Linked DNA regions of Homo sapiens: region 1 is linked to region 2. Evidence: chromatin loops called from intact Hi-C (ENCODE). Cell type or tissue: GM12878. All regions are shown on one strand. Links, peaks and the distances in the headings refer to the core of each region. The heading gives the core; the rest is flanking DNA. Region 1 has its middle 43 kb from the start of LINC02324. Region 2 has its middle 32 kb from the start of MIR4708.

Region 1 (11,555 bases), core at 1,452-9,451, 120 kb after region 2:
GTTTTTAACTACTGGCAAGGCCCAGGCAGTGACGCACTAGCTGCCATGCTGGTCCCCCACGCCAGGCTCTTAAAGCAGGCCTGCCACTCTGCCCTTGCCAGACACCACGGACCCCCACCAGCCCCAAGAGCCAGGTACAGGAAGAAAATAAATGAGTTGATTCTGGCCTCAAGCTGAGTCATAAAAACTCAGACAGGAGAGTGTGAAGGAAAGTGAGTAGAGAGGCAGCTTCGTGAGCAAACAGCTCAGGCAGAGGCTGTAGGAAACTCACTCCCTGCCCCTCCCATCGACAGAGCCCTCTTGGAGAATCTTCAGAGCCCTGGGGTGAGCCTCAAACTGGCATTTTATTGCTGATTTTTAAAAAGTGCCCGTCATTGCCAAGCCTCTGCCTTGTATCTTTTAATTGTTTTAAAATTGTGTGCTCTGTGCCCTGAGGTGATTTTAACACCAAGGGCAGCACTTCATAAAATAAATACATTAGGAGCTGGAGTTGCTTCCCTACAGTGGGTAGATGGAGCAAGTGGGGTGGGGGCAGGGAACCACAGAGGGACACCTCCTGAGGATTTGGGCTCTCACTCTTGCTGGGACTTTACTTTCCTGTTGCCCCTTTAATACCACTCTGAGCTTCTGAGCACCAGCAGGAGGCAAAACATTGGAAGCAAGGGGGTTGCATGAGTCACGTGGAAATATCTGGGGACTTTGCTGCTGTCTAGGCCAGTTAGGGAGAGCCAGCTTGAGAAGGCGGAGCACCTGAAGGGACTGTGTCCGTTGTGGAGTTTTAGAGACACATGACCCTTAATCAGGAGGGGAGAAGTATCATTAAAAAAGAAAAATCTAGAACCACATCTTCCCAGCCCCAACTGAAAGACCAAAAGGCCAACCAAGAGTTGTTGACAGTGTCAATATATTTATTGCTAAGGTGCAGTTCACAAACTCTTCCAAAAAAACTAGAAGAGGAGGAAATACTTCCAAGCTCTTTTTATGAGGCCAGCATTACCCTGATATCAAAGCCAGACAAGGACATAACAAGAAAATTACAGGCCAATATCCTTAATGAATATAGATGCAAAAACCCTTAACAGAACACTAGCAGCTAGGCATGGTGCCTCATACCTGTAATCTCAGCACTTTGGGAGGTTGAGGCAGGTGGATCACTTGAGGTCAGGAGTTTGAGACCAGCCAGGCCAACATGGCAAAATCCCGTCTCTACCAAAAATAAAAAAATTAGCTGGGTGTGGTGGCGGGCACCTGTAATCCCAGCTACTCGAGATGCTGAGGCAGGAGAATCGCACAAACCCGGGAGGCAGAGGTTGCAGTGAGCTGAGATCATGCCACTGCACTCCAGCCTAGGCCAAAAAGCGAGACTCCGTCTCAAAAAACAAAACAAAAACAAAACACACACACACACACACACACACAAACACTAGCAAACCAAATTCAACCACACATTAAAAGAATCACTCACCATGATCAGTGGGATTTATCCCTGGGATGCAAGATAGTTCAACATATGCAAATCAATAAATGTGATATATCGCATTAACAGAATGAAGGATAAAAACCATTTGATCATCTCAATAGGTGTGGAAAACATATTTGACAAAATTCAACATCCTTTCATGATGAAAACTCTCAACAAATTAGGTATAGAAGGAATGAACCTCAACACAATATACATTAAACCCATAGCTATCATTATACTCAACAGTGAAAAATTGAAAGCCTTTCCTGTAAGATCTGGAACAAGACAAAGATGTGCACTCTTGTCACTTCTATTCAACTGTAGGGGAGTGAAAAACCTCCACCCTTCTAAGTTCCTTGGCTAGGCTACAAATTAAAGGGACATAAGACAGATTGACAGGAGAAAAACCATATTTAATGATGGGCATATGCAAAGGTGTCCCACAGAATAAGAGACTTGAAGAAGGGTCAGACGATTGAAGTCTATATAGCATCCTAAGCTACAGAAAGGAATAGGAGCTCCAGCTTCTCAGGGGAGGCGGGGGACACAAATTACGATAGAGCAAAGGGAGGAAATTTGTGGTGAAGAAAGGCTGCCTTATCCAGATAAACAGTCTCAGCTAATAAAAATTGTCTGGAGCAGCCCTCAGAAGAAGAGGTAACAATCTCTGGGTTGGTGTTAACCTCCAGTCTCACCTCCTGTGAACCAAGTTAATCTTCCCTGATTGATAAGATTTCTAGGGAGGGGATTCATAACAAATTGAGTTCCTTTTAGAGGATTCATCTTTAGGCAGATAAGGGGGCTCAGAGAAAGCATCTGCTGTTTCCTAAGTGCCCTCAGTGCAAAGCCACCAGTGCACCACAGAGGCATATTTTGGGGTGGCATTTCCTGAACACCTTCACTGCTTAGTATTAGAAGTCCTTGCCAAAGCAATTAGGCAAGAAAAAAATAAATAAAAGACACTAAATCATTTAGAAAGGAAGAAGCTAAATTGTTACTGTTTGCTGATGACATGATCTTATATATAGAAAACCCTAACGATTCTACCCCAAAACTGTTACAATACACGAATACAGTAAAGTCACATGATACAAAATCGACACACAAAAGTCAATAGTGTTTCTGTTTATTATTCATTTTATTGTTAGACCTGCACTAACAATAAACTGAAAAAGAAGAGAACAATCCCATTTACCATGGCTACAGCCTGGTGATAAAGACAGCCGAGGGGAATTCTCTGGGGTCAGATCTGGATTCCAATCCCCCCTGAGCCACTTACTCATTGTGTCACTTAGGGCAAGTGGCTTCATTTTTCTGCATTTTAGTTATTTCATCTTACTTCGTTAAATGGTAGCGACAATAATAATGCCTTCCTTGTATGAATATTGGGAAAAGCGAAAGGAGATGGGTAATCCATTAAAGTGTTTACTTAACCCAATGCTGGGCACAGACAAACAGTAGATATTAGTTATTGTTGTGTTATTGTGCATTTAGTGCGCTATATTAGGTGATCTTGCGAAAAGAGCAGAAATAGTCTCTGTCACTGAGGCATATGTTCCCAAAATCCCACTCTGCCTTCTCTGTGCTGACTCAAATCTGATTTAGCTCCAGCAGCTTCTCTGTGTAGTGGAAAGAGCTTGGATTTGTGCCCCAGCTCCATTGATCCCCAGCTCTGCACACATCATCTAACTTCTCTGAGCTTCAGTTTCCTCTTCTGCAAGATGGAGATGATAATAGAGACTCTGCTGACTTTGTAAGGTTGTGGTGAGGCTCAAATGTGACTATGGGTGAATTTTCTCCAAAAGCTGTAAAGTCATTATAAAGCAAAAGTAAAACCCAACCTTACAGGCTTCACTCAAGTCCCACCTTCTCCTACCTTTCTGTGAGAGAAATCCAACTCAAACTGTCTTAAGAGGGGGGAAAATGGATTTTCTTAGCTCATGCAACTAAACGATCCAGGAGTAAATTCTGGAGTGGCTGGAGCCAGGTTCTCAAAAGATGACATTTAGGCCAGGCACGGTGGCTCACACCTGTAATCCCAGCACTCTGGGAGGCTGAGGCAGGCGGATCACGAGGTCAGGAGGTTGAGACCATCCTGGCTAACATGGTGAAACCCCGTCTCTACTAAAAATAATAAAATTAGCCAGGCATGGTGGCACGCGCCTGTAGTCCCAGCTACTCGGGAGGCTGAGGCAGGAGAATGGCGTGAACCCAGGAGGCAGAGCTTGCAGTGAGCCAAGATCACACCACTGCACTCCAGCCTGGGCGACAGAGGGAGACTCCGGCTCAAAAAAAAAAAAAAGACATTTAAAAATCTGATTCTCTCTTTCTCTCAGCTCTGCTTTCCTTTGTATTTCCTTTGTGTCCTTCTGAAGACACCAAATCCTTAGAAGGCATCTCTTTGTGCTTCCCTGCCCCCATCTTTGCCATGTCATAGGTTAAGCCTGCTCAGACTTTAACCTATGAAGCAGGCTTAACCTATGAAGTGGCAAAGATGGCCACAAGCAGCTCTGGGCTTGCAAACTACCAGTTTAGCAATCCAGATAGAAACAGTCCACCATTCTCTCGACAGCTCCAGCAAGAGTCCCAGAAATGAGTCTCCATGGCCTGACTTGGGTCATGTGCCTGTCTGTGGCCCTTTCTCCCAAGGCCAGGAGATTGGAATATGCCAGTTGGCCAAGCCTGAGTCACATGCCCACTGTCTGGAGCCAGGTGATGAATCATTCCAGCTCATTCCAGCTGTAACCACATGAACAGAACGAGGAGAGGTGGTTCCCCAAAAGGAAAGCAAAGTGATGTTTCCAACGGAAGGGAAAAGGAGATACTGGACAACAGATTTTCACTGTACACAGATTTGACTATTGTATTTTCTGGTAGGAGGTAGGGAGAAGAAGTGAGAGCCAGAATAAAAAGTCCCAGAGAGCAATGAGACATTCAGTTAATACTCTGTAGTTGACTCAACACTTTGCATCCCTGGAACATTCTGCCTAGTAATATGGCTTCAGGAGAAAGGGTCCTGGGCCATTTTAGGAAGGGAGCCCTGCACTTGCTGAGAAACACAACTGTGAATGATAAAGGGAACGAGAACCCTATTTCCTGACTCATTAAAGCAAGAGAGTGCTTAATAAATACTACTTGGTGATAAAGTTCTGACAAGGCCACTCATCTAATAACCACAGTTCTGACTCTGATTCCTATTCTGCTTAAGAATCTACACGAGCCCAGACTTCAGCTGTCATTAACAGAGGTCATGTCGTTGGCAGGCTGCCTGTCACAGATTCCGTGCACAGGAGGGCAAATAGCAAATGGGGAACTCCGGACACCACAGGTGTTTCTCTCTGAGTCACAGCGCTTCAGCCTCATTCCCCTTCCCTGGAGAAGACTTCCTCCATTCCATCACTACTTCTACCTCCTAAATAGCACTTTTCTCACCATTTCATATTACAAAAGCATGTTATGACATGCTTATTTCAGGAAACTCAAATAAGAGCATGCAGAGTCCCCATATTCTTCTCTACCTTATTACAAATCATATCCTCTTCTAGGCATATACGAATACTGTATATAAGACTTTTAAAAGTGGGATAACACTGTTCCATGACATATATTGGAAATATGTTGTGGGAAGTCAGGGACCCCAAACAGAGGGACCGGCTGACACCATGGCAGAAGAACATGGATTGTGAAGATTTCATGGACATTTATTAGTTCCCCAAGTTAATACTTTTATAATTTCTTATGCCTGTTTTTACTGCAGTCTCTAAACATAAATTGTGAAGATTTCATGGACACTTATCACTTCCCCAATCAATACCCTTGTGATTTCCTATGCCTGTCTTTACTTTAATCTCTGAATCCTGTCAGCTGAGGAAGATGTATATTGCCTCAGGACCATGTGATAATCGCATTAACTGCACAAATTGTAGAGCATGTGTGTTTAAACAATATGAAATCTGGGCACCTTGAAAAAAGAGCAGGATAACAGCAACTGTTCAGGGAATAAGAGAGATAAACTTAAACTCTGACCGCTGGTGAGCCGGGCGGAACAGAGCCATATTTCTCTTCTTTCAAAAGCAAATGGGAGAAATATCACTGAATTCTTTTTCTCAGCAAGGAACATCCCTGGGAAAGAGAATACGCACCTGGGGGTATAGGCCTATAGACAGCCCCCCTAGGTGTGCCCGTCTTCTATGGTCAAGGCTGTAGGGGTGAAATAGACCCCAGTCTCCCACAGCGCTCCCAGGCTTATTAGGAAGAAGAAATTCCCACCTAATAAATTTTAGTCAGACCGGTTGCTCTCAAAACCCTGTCCCCTGATAAGATGTTATCAATGACAGTGGTGCCCGAAGCTTCATTAGCAATTTTAATTTTGCCCCGTCCTGTGGTCCTGTGATCTTGCCCTGCCTCCATTTGCCTTGTGATATTCTATTACCTTGTGAAGTACTTGATGTCTGTGACCCACACCTATTCGCACACTCCCTCTCCTTTTGAAAATCCCTAATAAAAACTTGCTGGTTTTTGTGGCTTGTGGGGCATCACGGAAACTACCGACATGTGATGTCTCCCCCGGATGCCCAGCTTTAAAATTTCTCTCTTTTGTACTCTGTCCCTTTATTTCTCAAGCCGGCCGACGCTTAGGGAAAATAGAAAAGAACCTAAGTGACTATCGGGGCAGGTTCCCTGAGAAGAATATCTCTCAATGCCCATAGATACCCTTCTGTAGCATTAAATTTAAGAGATTCAAGTTGGTGATTTTTTTAGTGGATGTACTATAAATTATTTATCCTTTTTTCTACTATCGGGTAGCTACATTGTTTACACATGTTACTATTATGATATTCTGTGGACTGTTTTAAAAATAAAATAAATGAATGGGGTTACAGTAGGGAGGTATAATGGCCAGTGTGGGAAAGACACAGCTACCAGGTGAGGTGGCTCACGCCTGTAATCCTAGCACTTTGGGAGGCAGAGGTGGGTAGATCACTCGAGCCCAGGAGTTTGAGACCATCCTGGGCAACATGGCAAAACCTTGTCTCTACAAAAAATAGAAAAATTCACCAGGCATGGTGGCACACATCTGTGGTTCCAGCTACTAGGGAGGCTGACACAGAGGATGGCTCGAGCCCAGGAGGTTGAGGCTGCAGTGAGCCCAGATTACGCCACTGCATTCCAGCCTGTGGCACAGAGTGGGACCCTATCTCAAAACAAAACAAAAAATTAAATAAATAAAAAAGAAAAATGCAACATACTACAGAAAAGCGGTATGAGGGAAAATAGTTGCTTTCAGAAAAATATCTCCATTTAATATCATGTAGACCACACCTGGAATTTGGGGATTTTTCTGGGCTCTGCTCTCAGCTCAGTAAGGTTTTTGCTATTTGAATGACTATAAAGAAGCTTTATCCATCTGGATCCTGTTGTTGCTGTGTAATGGGGGTGGGTGTGTGGGTCACTAATTCCATCAACTTTGATTCGATATGTTTCTGTTATACTAGTTAACAAATTGCCCCAAAACGTACTGGCTTAAACCAATCATCATATTTGCTTATGTTTCTCTGAGTCAGCAATTTGGACAGAGCTTTGTTGGGTGGTTATTCTGTTCCTCATGCCACTGGCTGAGGTCATTTACTAGGCTTCATTTACCTAGTGGCTAGACAGAAAGGTCTAAGAAAATTTCACTTACGTGTCTGGCACCTCAGCACTTCTCCACTTGGTCCCTCTCTCCACGTGGTAAGGTTGAGCTTTCTCATGATATAGAAGTTTCAAGGTAACCAGATTTCTTATATGGCAACTGCTCCCAAATGGGACAAAATTGGAAGCTACGGATATCTTAGGGCCCAGCCTTAGAAGTTATACAGTGTTACTGCAGCCTCAACCTCCTGAGCTCAAGCAATCCTCCTGCCTCAGCTTCCCAAGTAGCTGGGATTATAGGCATGTGCCACCATACCCAGTTAATTTTTTAAATTTCTTTGTAGAGACAAGGTTTTGCCACTTTGGCCAGGCTGGTCTCAAACTCCTAGGCTCAAGTGATCCACCTGCCTTGGCCTCCCAAAGTGCTGGGATTACAGATGTGAGCCACTGTGTTTGGCCTCCAGTGTATTCTATTTGTCAAAACCAGTGTCAGAGTTGGTCTGTTTCAAAGAAATAGAAAATAGACCACACTTCTTGATAGTAAGAGAGGCAAAGAATTTTAAACCTTCTTTAACTCACTACAGTGAATATGATGAATACAATAGGATTATAGCGTTCTCCTATAATCAAGATACATAGAATATAATGGTGTCATAAAATACTATGTCCTAAGTATGCACTCAATCGACTAGAAGAGAGATTTAAGCCCATTTATAGTCAATAATTTTGCCCAAGTTCTGAGCATACACCAAAATAAACCATTGCCGAGATGGTATGTGGAAAATAGAATCCCTGGCAAAACTCACCCCTACAAGACAACAGTGATACCCATCCCAACTCACAGCCACCACCCACAATACTGGAGAAAGGCTCTGGGTCTTGGACATCTCAGCTCAACTCCTCCCTCTGCCATGGAGCTTCTTATAGACTTCCCACTCCTTAAATATAGTAATTCTTTCACAAGTCTGTTATAGGAGTTTTGAGATCTTTGTGAGAACATTTCTGCTAAAATTATAAATATTGGCTCTGAAACTGTTAATGTGCTTCCTCAGATGGCAAAAGAAAATAAGGTATATGTTGCCCTATGAAAACGGTGCATTTTCCATCTAAGAGTTAATGCTATCTTGCCACATGGAAACCTTGAAAAAAAACACTAAAATCCCTCCAACAGCATTAGGCCCTAGAAGTCTGAGTGAATCAGCCCAGATGAAGGAGCCCTTCTTGGCTATCCCCGTTTCAGTTACTGTGATGATGCAGGGAGTTTCTTCATCATACACACTTCCATCTTAGAGCTACTTTTTTTTTTTCTTTTTTTTTTTTTGAGACGGAGTCTGGCTCTCTCGCCCAGGCTGGAGTGCAGTGGCATGCTCTCGGCTCACTGCAAGCTCTGCCCCCAGGTTCACGCCATTCTCCTGCCTCAGCCTCCCGAGTAGCTGAGACTACAGGCGCCCGCCACCATGCCCAGCTAATTTTTTGTATTTTTAGTAGAGACGGTGTTTCACCATGTTAGCCAGGATGCTCTCGATCTCCTGACCTCATGATCCGCCTGCCTCAGCCTCCCAAAGTGCTGGGATTACAGGCGTGAGCCACCCCACCTGGCCAGAGCTACTTTTATTTTTTACAGGGTTATCCAAGCACTGAGTATGGTCTACATTTAATATCTAGTTATTAGTTGACTGATTCCCACTTGATTGCCAAAAGATGCTGCTATTTTGTACATAGCATCCCTGGAGGAAAGCCATTTGGAGGTTAATATGTGGGCAAATGGGCCACATGAGGAGCAGAAAGTTGGATCCTCTGTAATCAATACACAACCTTGGCCCCAGCCATGGGGTCCACCTTCTCCACAGGAATGAACAGCGTATGGCTTTTAGAAGGGCTTAGCCAATCTCCGTGGCTCATCTGTAATCCCAGCACTTTGGGAGGCCAAGATGGGAGGATCACTTGAGGCCAGGAGTTCGAGACTGGCCTGGGCAACATAGTGAGACTCCATCTCTACAAAATAAATAAATAAATAAATATTAGCCAGGTGTGGTGGTGTGCACCTATAGTCTTAACTACTTGGGAGGCTGAGCGGGGAGGATCACTTGAGCCCAGGAGGTCAAAGCTGCAATAAGCCGTGATCACGCCACTGCACTCCAGCCTGGACAACAGAGCAAGACTTGGTCGCTAAATAAATAAATAAAATGTAAAAAATAAAAGGGCTTAGACTTAGTGTCTTGGAGTGAAAATGAACTCCAAGCTGATCAGATAAGGGTTGACCAGCTCTTTCTTTAATTTTAATTATTTATTTTTTATCTCCCTTTCCTGGTACCTTCATGACTGGCTCTTAAATATTTAAATTTTCTTTGTCACAGGCTAGCCTGAAGCTCTGTGCCTATTTGATTTATATAACTCATATCTGGTTGATGTTGGTGGATTGAGACAAATATCTTTTCAGAACTGAAAATGACTCTATCTTTTTTCTTCTCTATGTTTCCCTCCAAGCAAAAGCCAGTGCTCTAAAAAGCTAAGAGTCAGACAGATAGATGCCCACTTCCAAGAGAGGGTGAGTTCTACCTTGCCCATCCCCTAGTCTTCACTTTGATTGTCCCTAGACCACTGGGAAGGAATCAAGACATTATTTCATTCCATTGGGATCATTTAAAAATAGCAGAACCACTTTCTGCTTCGCTGCAGCTCATGATAGTGAGATGAGTGAATTAAAGCGAATGGCTGTTAGAGAAAGTAGGGGAATGAATTTTAATGCAGCATCTGGCAAACCTGCCTTTGGAGTCTTTTCATGCCATGACCATTGTGCAGGCATTAGGGTAAGTGCTTTGGGACTTGTATCCAGGTTCTTGGACCTGGATACGAGGTTCTAAACAAGCCAGACCAAATGTAGGGGGAGGAGGCATTAGACCTCACAAGGCTGCCCTCACCCCACCCTGCCAAGGTCTGAACCCAAAGTTAGCGGGCTCTGCATACTGAACCTTGCTCTCTGGCCCCAGGGAAGAACGTCCCCCTGCTGTGGAGAGATGTCTGTCCCAGAGAGAAAATGGCCCCTTCACCTGGTTCCAGAGTATTCAAAGGCACTCTCGGACAGAAGAGGAAAGAGAGAGGAGTGTGTGAGAAAGAGAGCAGGGGAGGGGGAGACAGTGAGAGCGGGCGAGCATGCAGACTAGGAACTCGGTCTTGTTTCTCACATGCTCTCAGCTCTCTGAGCTGGGTCAGTGCATCCCGCCGAGACCACGCCCTCCTGTCCACAGAAACCTGAAAAGAACCACCAAGGGGCTTCTGACTTCATTCACTGGCCTTATTCGGCATCGTAACAACTGACTTTATCCCGGCTTTATGGTTTGCCTCTGTGACATCCTGAGGGAGTAGTTGCACTATACATACACACACACTCACGACTTTCACACACACATATCACACACTCACACAATTCACACACAATCACACACAATTCACACACACAACACGCACACATCACATACAACTCACACATCACACACAACTCACGGACATCACACAAATTCACACACACTCTCACAACTCACATCACACACAAATTCACACACACACCCCACACACATTCACATACCATCACACCCCCACACACTCAGCACACACACTCACACATTTACACACACACAACCTACACTCACATATCACACTCACAATTCACTCTTACATAACACACACACTCTCACATCCACACACCCCCCACACACCCTCACACATTCACACACACTCACCCCCCACACACACTCACACACACCCCTTCCTCACACTCCCCCATTCGACAGAATTCTGCTTTGTAAAGGGAGCTGTGAGGACGGAAATACTAAGGCATACCATCAGAGGGAGGGAAAGAAAAGACTGGGAAGAAAATTCACTGAAAAGGATTTCTGAGTCTGCAGATGGGGAACTTTTTCTTTTGAAACCATTTCAGACTTACAGAAAAGCACAAAGTACTTTTCACAGAAAAATACAAGAGTACAGACAATTCCTGTGTCCTTTTCACCCTGTCTGCTTCTGATTTTCCTTCCCTATGTAGACTGTTTTCTGAACCATTTGAGAGTAAGGTGCAGATAAGATCCCCCTTTATCCCTAAATACTTGAGTGTATGTTTCCTAAAAAACATGAATATTCTCTTTCATAACTCAAATACATTATCTAACTCGGGAAATTAATATTGACACAACACTATTATCTAAACTATACATCTTTCTGATGTAAAATTTCACCAGTTATTCTAATAATGTTCTTTATAAGAGCAAAATAATGTTCTTTATAAAGAGAAAAAAATGTTTTGATCCAACATCCAATCCAACCTCTTAACAATGTCACGACTTTTTTTTTTTGAGACGGAGTCTCGCTCTGTCGCCCAGGCTGGAGTGCAGTGGTGCGATCTTGGCTCGCTGCAAGTTCCGCCTCCCGGGTTCACGCCATTCTCCTTCCTCAGCCTCCCAAGTAG
Region 2 (11,555 bases), core at 1,842-9,841:
GGAATTTCTTTTTCTAATGACCCAGCATTAGACAGTTTGCCAGACTTGCTCTGACAGTCCACTCTTGACCAAGGGGTACAGTAATATGTGAGGTGATATGGTTTGGCTGTGTCCCCACCCAAATCTCATCTTGAATTGTAGTTCCCATAATCCCCACAAGTGGTAGAAGAGACCCAGTGGGAGGTAATTCAATCATGGGGGTGGCTTCCCACATGCTATTCTCATGATAGTGAGTGAGTTCTCATGATATCGGATCATTTTATAAGGGGCTTCCCCCTTTACTGAGCTCTCAATCTTCTCCCTGCCATCATGTGTAGAAGGATGTGTTTGCTTTCCCTTCTGCCACGATTTTAAGTTTCCTGAAGCTTCTCCAGCCCTGCTGAACTGAGTCAATTAAACCACTTTCTTGGTTTAATTGGATGGATCATGAGGTCAGGAGATCGAGACCATCCTGGCTAACATGGTGAAACCCTGTCTCTAATAAAAATACAAAAAAAATTAGCCCGGCTTAGTGGCGGGCGCCTGTAGTCCCAGCTACTCGGGAGGCTGAGGCAGGAGAATGGCGTGAACCCGGGAGGCGGAGTTTGCAGTGAGCTGAGATCACCCCACTGCACTCCAGCCTGGGCGACAGAGCGAGACTCCATCTCAAAAAAAAAACCAAACAAACAAACAAACAAAACCAACCACTCTCCTTTATAAATTGCCCAGTCTCAGGCAGTTCTTTATAGCAGCATGAGAACAGACTAATACATGAGGCCACGTACCTGGTGCTGTTTCCCAAGTGGTTTCGACTATAAATTCAAGAAGACATTTGATGTTTAGCTACCCAAAAGAAGCACAAGGATTCACTGGATGTGTCAGATAACCTACAATTTCTACCAAACTTCTGGGTCAGCTTTGATTTGCATTATATTGTGATCATTTACTTTTAAATATTTCAGCATAATTAATATGATATATATGTCATCTACACACTGGGAGCAGTTAATTAACATTTGGTGTCTTCTAAAGGAAAGGCACTCTTCAGGAATGAATAACATCTGAAAGATTATAAGCAGAACTCTAAGCAAAAAAGATCTAACCAGAGGGCCACACCACTACAACTTCAACCATCTTTATTTCATATTAACACCAGAGGGCTTGTTAGCTAGCATAATAAATGTTAGATATTAATTTTCACTGGTAAAATGAGTTGTGTTCAAGATAGGTGCATTGGCTGTAAATACTGCGTAGGTACTCTCCCCTTTCCCCAAATGGATCAGTAGCTTATAGGCTTTCAGGATGGCCTGAGCCAAGGATTGAGTCCAGTCCAGTGTTAAACCACCTGCAAGTGATTCTATCACCTGATGCCAACTGGAAGTTGAGTTTAACCCTGCCAGTTTCTAGGGACAGGCCTAATAGCTACTGTAAATTTCAAGCAGTAATAAATGTACACAATACTTCAAGATAACATTAACAACAGTAAGGTGACATGAAAATATCCATAGTTTCTATTGGTGACTATCTTAGTCTGTTTTTTGTTGCTATAAAGAAATACTTGAGGCTGGGTAATTTATAAAGAAACGTGGTTGATGTGGCTCATGATTCTGCAGGCTGTACCAGAAGCATGGCATAAGAATCTGCTTCTGGTGAGGGCTTCAGGCTGCCTCCACTCATGGTGTGAGGCAAAGGGGAGCTGGTGTTTAGAAATCATGTGGTGAGCGAGGAAGCAAGAGAGAGGGGGAAGGTGCCAGGCTCTTTCTAACCATCAGCTCTTATAAGAACTAGTAGAGTGAGAACTCATTACCTCGAGGAGGCACCAAGCCAGTCATGAGGGATTCAGCCCCATGACCCTAAAACCTATTAGGCCCCACCTCCAACACTGGGGATCAATTTCTTTGGGGGGGGACCAAAGAAACCATATCTAAACCATAGCAGTGATAAAGTCACCAGTTCTGCTAATATGACTGTAGTTTCTTACCTGTATTACTACTCAAGAAAACGCTAAAATCATTTAGAAGTTAGTAAAAAATATATATATTTTTTTCATTCAAGTACATAGAGTCTCTGAATTTTATTCACTGACCTCACGGCGGGTCCACGGACTCAGGATAAGAACTCCTGAACCGGAGTCCAAGACCAGCCTGATCAACATGGTGAAACCCTGTCTCTACTAAAAATACAAAAAAATTAGCTGGGCGTGGTGGCGTGTGCCTGTAATCCCAGTTACTCAGCAGGCTGAGGCAAGAGAATCACTTGAACCCAGGAGGCAGAGGTTGCAGTGAGCCGAGATTGCGCCACTGTACTCCAGCCTGGGCGACAGAGCGAGACCCTGTCTCAAAAAAAAAAAAAAAAGAAAAGAAAAGAAAGAAATCCTAAGCCTTACCTAGTGAATGTTTGATACTAGAGAAGCCACTCAAAAGGGCCTCATTATTAGTAATGCCCATAATGGGGACACCAATGTCTTGGCCAACAGGGTCTCTCCTGGGAATCCCAAAGCAGTCTGTAGGGCTGGGCTGCATATAGAATCTCCCCAACTGGCCAGGCATTGTGGCTCACGACTGTAATCCCAGCACTTGGAAGGCCGAGATACGCAGATCACCTGAGGTCGGAGTTCAAGACTAGCCTGGCCAACATGGTGAAACCCCATCTCTACTAAAAATACCCAAAAAATTAGCCGAGCGTGGTGGCAGACACCTGTAATCCCAGCTACTCAGGAGGCTGAGGTGGGAGAATCGCTTGAACCTGGGAGGCGGAGATTGCAGTGAGCCGAGATGACGTCACTGCACACTCTAGCCTGGGTGACAGAGCGAGACTCTGTCTCAAAAAAAAAAAAAAAAAAAAAAAAAAAATCTCAACTGTGTGTTCCCAGTCCCCACAAAGACTTCACAAAAGCAGAGTCTTCATCTATGATGAGTGCTACAAGAACACAGGCAGCTACAATGTAGCATCGGTCTGGCACAGGTCAACTTCTTTCTCAGCAAATCTAGTTTTTCCTAAGGAAGCAGCAGAGATCTATGGCAGACTCTAACACAGACACACCCATTCACTTTACCTCCAGAGCACTTTTCCCTTCCAGCTACTATATCCCCACATTTGCATAATTAAATGAGCCATTACACTGGTTTTTCCAAAACTAAGTAACCATCTGCCCTAAAGTTGTATCCATGTCTTGCCTCTTAGAAAATTCAAGACTCACTTCTGGATTCTTTTAAAAGCCTAGGTTTATTGTTGAATTTCCCTGTGTGTTTTCTCCTCTTTTCACAAACATTTCAAAAGTCTTCAGGTCAAAACTCAGTCCCACCTCAAACATCCTGAGCTCCCTTCTCTCAGGCAGTCTCTGAAGCACATGGCCCAGCCCTGTGATGGCGACAGCACAGGGAGATCTCCTTCCCATCAGAGTCACTGGTAGCTCTCTCCCCCTCACTACCACAGGGCCCTGACGTGGCTTTCACAAGAGTCCCACAGCAGGAAGATGCCACTCAGGGGGCACAAGCTGACTGGGATGCTAGAAGGGGATAGGATCAGAGATCAAGAAAAGCAGAAGAATAGCTTCCTCCACTTCCAGCTCTGTTCTCTTTTGTTCTCAGGCCAGGAGGGTGTTTAGCACCCTGAGGGGACCGTGTCCTGGACAGCTTAGTAAAAAGGAGAGAAGCCTGGGCACAGTGGCTCACACTTATAATCCCAGCACTTTGGGAGGCCGAGGCAGGCGGATCACGAGGTCAGGAGTTCGAGACCAGCCTGGCCAATATGGTGAAACCCTGTCTCTACTAAAAATACAAAAATTAGCTGGGCGTGGTGGCGGGTGCCTGCAATCCCAGCTACTCAGGAGGCTGAGGCAGAATTGCTTGAACCTGGGAGGCGGAGGTTGCAGTGAGCCGAGATCACACCACTGTACTCCAGCCTGGGTGACACAGTGAGAGACTCCGTCTCAAAAAAGAAAAAAAAAAAAAAAGGAGAGAAAATACAGAATCAATCTAAGTGCAAGTGTTATTCTCACTGGCACCTGCATGTGGGAGGCTGGCCAAGAGAGAAGAGCTAGGTGGAAGGAAGTGGCGCGAGGCAGATGAGGAGGCCAGAGGACAGGAGAAGGGGCTGGGCAGGGTCTCTGCCTTCCTGCCCTCTGGAGGCACTCACTTTATCACACTGGTGGCTAGGGATGCTGGGGTCAGGAGGGGCAGCGAAACAGGCTTGCACCTCCATGGGTGCCTCTGCCCTCATCCAGCACCCTATGCACAGGCCGCATGCCACTCTGGTCATGCCTACCATGGCTGGCAGGTGCTATTTATCACTGGGTCTTTTTACCTAAATGTGGCAGGGAGAGAGGATAAGGAGGGGAAACTCTTCACAGAAAAATGTTCTTTCTCTCTAGATCCACGGGCTCCTTATTCTTCACACGTCTGACTTGATCCTTTGCTTCTTCCAGATTCAGACCTTTCTTGTAAGTGGTCCCTTCCCGAGTCCCAGTGTGCTCATTCTTCCAGGGGCTCGTAGTTACTGCCTTGAGGGAACCGTTTGGGTGTCAGCCACCTGACCCCAGGTTACAAGCAGAGGAGCCACAATTAGCCTCTATTCAAACAAAGGATTCCATCTATAGAAGCTCATTTGTTTTCCTCGCTGCAGCTGGCTGGGCTGGGGGGCTGGGGGGCTGGGAGGGGGTTTCTCTGTCACTTTTTTCTTAAACTTTTCCTTTACATCCAGGAAATGACCAGTTCATTACAGTTAAAGAGTAAGTTAGGGGCCGTCCCAGCAACCAGCCAGCTCCTTGTATTTCGGGCTTTTTGTTCCATTAAAATACCAGAAGAGCTGTTTCATTCGGGCACTCCCTTTCCGGGGCTTGAAGAGAACCCAGAGGTGATTTCCAGCCATGGGTCTCCCTGTGAGCCTTGTAAACCCTCAAAATCACCACCCTCCCCTTGTATCAGGAAGCTTAGGGCAAACACCTCCAGCTCTAGTGAAAGCTGGATTTCCTACCCGCCTCCCACCCCTAACCCTCCAGCCCCATCCCCAAAGTACCACTGGATTCTGGAGTCAGATGAGCCCCAGCTGTGTCGCTTCCTAGCTTCGTGCTCATGGGCAAGTCAGTTAAACTCTCTGAGCCTCAGAAGGGAATAATGATAATGGTGATACCAACTCGGAAGGTTTGCAGAGATTAAAACCCAGTGGGATTTGTAAATGATGCTTAATAGACTTTAAAAGCCTATTTAAAGTTAGACAGCATCATTTCTCAGAATGCTGGGCTAGAGAGGAGCTTTTAAGATTTTTTCTTGTGTGCCTAGAATGTAAGCATCTGCAATGGCACTTCTAACACCCCTGGTGAGGGAGTCCTAATCAAATAAGGGTGGGTCTACTTGTCATGTGTCCTTCAAAGAGTTAAATACTAAAAAGAAACTTGCAAACCTTAAGGGAACCTCAGTGCTGGACACAGTGGGAGAAAATCTATCTCCGTTTCCTGATGGTTCTGGGTAACTGTGTGAACTTAAGAGGCTTAAGAAGACATAGGAAACAGTCACACCTGCCTCACAGATGATCTGAGTTGACAGTCACCCACAGCCCCCAAAGTTGTGGTGGCCTAGGAATGACAGCACAGAAAATCACCCCAGTTTCAGTCTGACTGGACCCCACCCTGCTCCCTCCCACCCCATCCCCTTCTGCCCTCTTTATTCTTGTCTCTCTGAATTGACAGTGGGTCAGGTCTGTCCAGAAAGGGTTAACCTTCAGGCTGTCGGCCAGGTGATTACTAAACTGGAGCCCTGACTTTTATTTACTGGCACATAAATCTTTGCTTTGACAATTGTGTCTGAGTGTTTTAACGCCTAGCTGGCCCTGCTGGAGTTTGTTTGACCATGTTTTGAAAAGTGACTTCAGTGCTTGTGGTAGTAATTGGCCTGGCACCACGAGCTGGCGACACGGCAGCGTGATGGACTGCAGCAATTTGAACTCAGCAGCTGATTTATTTTCTGTGGCTTTCTGCTTCTGCTGCTTCTGGTACTGCAAAGGCATGAAGTGGTCAAAGCCAACATGGGGCCCAGGGCCTTCTATCTGGTAGGTATGCATGGCGTGTGGAGGTGGTGTTTTTCTGCTAGATGTCCTTCTAGAAATGGCCAGGAATTTTCCAATGGCTCATGATAGAAAAGCCTCCTATGTAGTGTTTGGCCTGTGATAGTCCTTTGGGTTCAGTGTCTACCAGGTTGACCTGAGATACGCTTTGCATATCTCAGTGTAGACATAAACCCGAATGAGAACAAGCAGAGAAGATTTATGGAGAGCTCTCTATAGCGAGGGAGTCAGCCACTAGCACTTGGTTTTAGCAGATAGTCAAAGTCAGGCGGGGGAGTAGGCAAGCTTTAGAGTGAGAAAAAAAGGGGAGGGCTTCAGGTGTGCTCTGATAGGAGGTTGTTGGCATGAAAGAGCTGGAGGCAGGCTACTGAGAAGCAGGGTGCCCTATAGAATTGGTGTAGAGAGCATATCTGGCTTTCTCTGGTTGGTCCTGAGTTGGAAGGAGGGCCAAAATTTAGGGAACCTGGCAATGATTGACCAAGTCCTGACTGGGGGCTGATTGCTATAGAGGCTGTGGTTTGGCTTCCTGGGCTGGTCGCTACAGAGGCTGTGGATCAGAGTTCAGTTTTCATATATGGTCTGGCCATTGTCCATTTGCATATTTGGTCTCTCGATGGAGACTAAATTTGAGAATCCTGGTCAGTCTGGATTACGTTGGCATGGTTAAGCTGCTGCCTAGTAAAAATGTATTGCGCAGATGTTTATCATAGCGGTAGTTATAATTGCAAAAAAACACAAAACATAAAACAAGGCTGGAAACAGCCAGAATAGTCAATTTTATAGAATTAAAATTAAGGTGTACCCACATTGCGCTAAACTTTAAAAGTGAAGACATTCTAATGACATTGGAAATGTTTATAAATGTGATGCAAAATGACAACTTGATTCAAAAATCATACATACTATGTAATTTTAGGTATAAACAGAGGTTGGAGAGTCTTCCTGGCCCTTAATTTTTAGGTAAGATGTCCTCAAATACCCGTCACAGGGGTATAGGCAGTCCATTACCCCCCTGGGATTTCTGAAAACTTTCTGAAGATGCATACAATCGTCCTATGCATACAATCACCCAGGCTGTGAGCTCCTACTTCCCCAGGATTATTTAAATTCTGGAATATTGGCTCATCACCTGTCACACGCTGCCTCTAACCTATGCCATGTCAATCCAGTTGTAGAGCTCAGTTCTTTCCTTAATTTCAACAAAAACTCAGTCACCTAAGGCTTTGCATAGAGCAGAGGTATCCAATCTTTTGGCTTCCCTGGGCCACATTGGAAGAAGAAGAATTGTCTTGGGCCACACATAAAATACACTAACACTAACGATAGCTGATGAACTAAAAAAAAAAAAAAAAAAAAATGGTCCGTGCATAAATCTCATAATGTTTTAAGAGAGTATACAAATTTGTGTTGGGCCACATCCAAAGCCGTCCTGGGCCACATGCAGTCCGTAGGCCGCGGTTTAGACAAGCTTGGCATGGAGGGATTTATATCCTGCTAGGCATACTAAAAAATCAATATTGTTAGCTGGGTGTGGTGGCTCACACCTGTAATCCCAGCACTTTGGTAGCTGAGGTGGGTGGATCACTTGAAGTTAAGCGTTTTGGACCAGTCTGGGCAACAAAGCGAGATCCTTTCTCTACACTAAATTTATACACACACACACACACACACACACACACACACACACACACACACACACACACATATATGGCACTCTATAGATATAAGCTCTCTCTACATACATATTATGTATTCTCTCAGTCTGTCTGTCCCTTGGCATTTTTCCCTGTTCCGGATCCAGTCTCCCGATATGTTCTCGAGCCACTTTGTCTTCCTTTTCTTTCCTTTCTCTTCCTCCTCTGCCCTCACCTTCTAGAGGAAACACAGATCCTTCCTAAGGGATAATAACGGCATAACATAACGCAACCAATTCATCTCTCTCCAGTTCCTGCTGCAAACTTTGCTCTCCCTCCACATATCCAAGAACTCTGCTAAAGCTTTAAAATTACCAATTGTATTTTTTTTTTTTTGAGACAGAGTTTCGCTCTTGTTGCCCAGGCTAGAGTGCAATGGCGCGATCTCAGCTCACGGCAACCTCTGCCTCCTGGGTTCAAGTGATTCTCCTGCCTCAGCCTCCCGAGTAGCTGGGATTACAGGCATGTGCAACCATGCCTGGCTAATTTTTGTATTTTTAATAGAGACAGGTTTTCTCCATGTTAGTCAGGCTGGTCTTGAACTCCCGACCTCAGGTGATCTGTCCGCCTCAGCCTCCCAAAGTGCTGGGATTACAGGTATGAGCCCCCATGCCTGGCCACCAATTGTATTTTTAAGGGCTGCCAGGTTACATTTGCTCTGAGAAACAGGACTTCTTTTCCTCCCAGGCCCTGTTGGGTGAGTAGGGGAGGGAGTGGGTGTGGGCAGGTGTTTTTTCCAGTAACACAGAGTTGTTTGAAGATTAAAGACAGGGTACATACAATTCCTAGCACAGGCCCTGGCACTGTGATTGCGCTTGTTGCTTTATCAAACAGTATCAAAGGGGGCCTCCTCAGGTCTTCTGAGTTTCTAAGCCTTATCAGCATTTTGCATATCAGACACCGGCTCTGCAGATAACTCCTTCCTTACCGGCTTCTGTGCAATTTTTCCTCTAATCTGTTCTTAAAGGGTAGAACTTTCTACCTCTGCTTTTTACCAAATAATCTTAATCAGTTTTGTTTTTCTAATGTTTATCCAAGAAGTCCTTAATTTTGTAATTCTCGGTATTAATTTTCAGTTGATCAAATCTGAAAGGCCTAAGAAAGTTAATGCTTTTACTGTCGAATTTTTCCCTTTTAAAAGTGATGAGGCTCTGGGCTGGAAACAAGCTGTCTTTAGATGGGGGCTCATGTCTGGTCTTGGGTATAGGGCCAGTGGAGAACCCTGTCAGGAGCCTTTTTTTGTATGAGGGACCTGGAAGCCACCAGAAAAGACTCTTTCTACGAGAGTGAGAGGCTGGGTGGGTTGCTCAGATCTGTAATCCCAGCACCTTGGGAGGCTGATGTGGGAGAATCACTGAGGCCAGGAGTTTGAGGTCAGCCTGGACAACATAGTGAGACCCTATCTCTACAAAAATAAAGATTAAAAAAAAAATAGCTTGGCACGGCGAACGTGCCTGTAGCCCCAGCTACTCAGGAGGCTGAGGTGGGAGGTCTCCAGAGATTTTTCTTTTTAAAAACATATTTATTTATTTATTTATTTAGAGACAGGGTCTTGCTATATTGCCCAGGTGCCTATTGACAGGCATAATGATAGTGTACTACAGTCTCAAACTCCTGGGCTAAGAGGACTTACTGGTGAACATACCTGAGACACCCCTGATGACTTACAGAAATGTCTGAGGGGAACCCTGAGGAATGACAAGGTCTACAAAGATTTTTTTCTTTTCTTTCCTTTTCTTTCTTTTTTTTTTTTTTTTTCGGACGGAGTTTCGCTCTTGTCACCCAGGCTGGAGTGCAATGGCACAATCTCCGCTCACTGCAACCTCCACCTCCCGGGTTCAAGTGATTCTCCTGCCTCACTCAGCCTTCTGAGTAGCTGGGATTACAGGCTTGCGCCACCATGCCTGGCTAATGTTTGTATTTTTAGTAGAGACAGGGTTTCACCATGTTGGTCAGGCTAGTCTCCAACTCCTGACCTCAGGTGACCCACCTGCCTTGGCCTCCCAAAGTGCTGGGATTACAGGCGTGAGCCACTGTGCCCAGCCCCAAGAGATCTTTTCTTTTTAAAAATTTATTTATTTATTTAGAGACAGGGTCTTGCTATATTGCCCATGTGGCTATTGACAGGCATAATGATAGTGTACTGCAGCCTCAAACTCCTGGGCTCAAGCCATCCTCCTGCCTCAGCCTCCTGAGTAGCTGGGACAACAGGCGTGTGCAACCAGGCCGAGCTCCAGGGATTTTTCTGATACAGGGCAGAGCCATAGCTAGCTGCAATGTACTGAGCCAGGAGTTCAAGGCTGCAATGAGCTATGCTTACACCACTGCACTCTACCCTGGGCAACAGAGCAAGACCCTGTCTCTAAAAATAAATAAATAAGAGAGAGAAACTGAAAAACACTAGTTGGTAATAATGCCCTTGGCTTCTGGTGGGGGGAAGGAGTGGTTTCAAGTAACTGCTGGGTGTATGTCTCTCCAGTTGTTTCCCACCCAGCATCCCATGGCTGTGATTAAGTCCTAATCACACAGGATAGGATAGGAGGCTTAGGTGATGGAGAGCTGATGTAGACACAGTCACACAAAATTTCTTTGAGATATTGAGGACACACAGACAGCACTGTGGGGACAAGCAGAAGCGAGTATGGTTCAGGGATCTTCCTCAACTTGCAGATCCACGTGGGACCTGTGGAATAGGAGCCACCAAGGAACACTTCCTGCTTCAGTGGGTAGAGTCTCAGCTAGGAGGCTCTCCGAGGTGACCTAGGAGACAGGCACAAGGCAGCTGCAATGGGGGATGGTGGTACCTTTGGTGAATACCTTAAGCTTTAGGGAGTGGCAGTTGCAGCGGCCTTGGTGCTATTGACTCAGTGTTGACATCATTGGCTTTAAGCAGGAGGCAGCACTATTTGCTCAGATATTAGTACCCTACATGGCAGGCACTGCAAAATGGTAGGCGAGAGCTCACAGTCAGACAAGACCAAAAGAAAGCAGAGTAGAGGAGGGGGAGGTTGGCGGAGAATCCAAGATAAATGTGAGATTTGGTAGCTACGAAGACTTACTGGTGAACATACCTGAGACACCCCTGAAGACTTACAGAAATGTCTGAGGGGAACCCTGAGGAACAACAGGGTCTCCAGAGATTTTTCTTTTTGAAAATGTATTTATTTATTTAGAGACAGGGTCTTGCTATATTGTCCAGGTGGCTATTTATAGGCACGATGATAGCGTACTACAGCCTCAAACTCCTGGGCTCAAGCCATCCTCCTGCCTCAGCCTCCTGAGTATCTGGGACTACAGGTGTGTGTGACCAGGCTGGGCTCCAAGGATTTTTGTGATATAGGGCAGAGCCATAGCTAGCTTCAATATACCGAGTGCCTGACATCAATTATCACATTTAATTCTCACAACAATCCAAGAGGTAGGTAATATTAGCCTCATTGTACCAATGAGGAAGGAAGAGGTCAGAGAAGGTACATAACTAATGAGGAGTCACACAGCCTGTGAAGTTCAAACACAAGTCTATTTGATTCTAAAGTCAATGATGTATGTATTCGTCTGTTCTCACACTGCTATAAAGACATACAAGAGACTGGGCAATTTATGGAGAAAAAAGGGTTAATTAACTTACAGTTCTGCAGGCTGTATAGGAGGCATAGCTGAGGAGGCCTCAGGTACCTAATAATCACAGTGGAAGGCGAAGGGTAAGCAAGCATGTCTTACCATGGCAGAGCAGGAGAGAGAGACAGGGAACGAAGGGGGAAGTGCCACACACTTTTAAACCATCAGCTCTCGTGAGAACTTACTATCATGAGAAAAGCAAGG

The links. Hi-C counts contacts between places; a loop is a spot of excess contacts. Peaks named below come from ENCODE experiments on the same cell type or tissue, not always from the same donor. Only the 100,000 strongest peaks of a DNase experiment are listed, where the experiment ranks them.
Region 1: it touches region 2 in a loop (2.6-fold over the local background); 3 of 110 quality-filtered maps call a loop at or near these places.

The regions. Positions count from the first base shown.
Region 1 is chr14:65,173,234-65,184,788 of GRCh38, reverse strand. No RefSeq gene overlaps it. Among named protein-coding and RNA genes, the nearest start is that of LINC02324, 43 kb to the left of the region's middle. RefSeq lists enhancers at 4,651-4,740, 4,811-5,010 and a silencer at 10,124-10,418. In GM12878, for the core only: no CTCF peak of the experiment used is centred there; a DNase peak (open chromatin) is centred at 4,688; H3K4me3 peaks cover 693 bases; H3K27ac peaks cover 2,518 bases.
Region 2 is chr14:65,296,998-65,308,552 of GRCh38, reverse strand. No RefSeq gene overlaps it. Among named protein-coding and RNA genes, the nearest start is that of MIR4708, 32 kb to the left of the region's middle. RefSeq lists enhancers at 3,852-3,951, 6,082-6,151, 6,172-6,271 and a silencer at 5,502-5,601. In GM12878, for the core only: no CTCF peak of the experiment used is centred there; DNase peaks (open chromatin) are centred at 5,512 and 6,462; H3K4me3 peaks cover 4,733 bases; H3K27ac peaks cover 7,162 bases.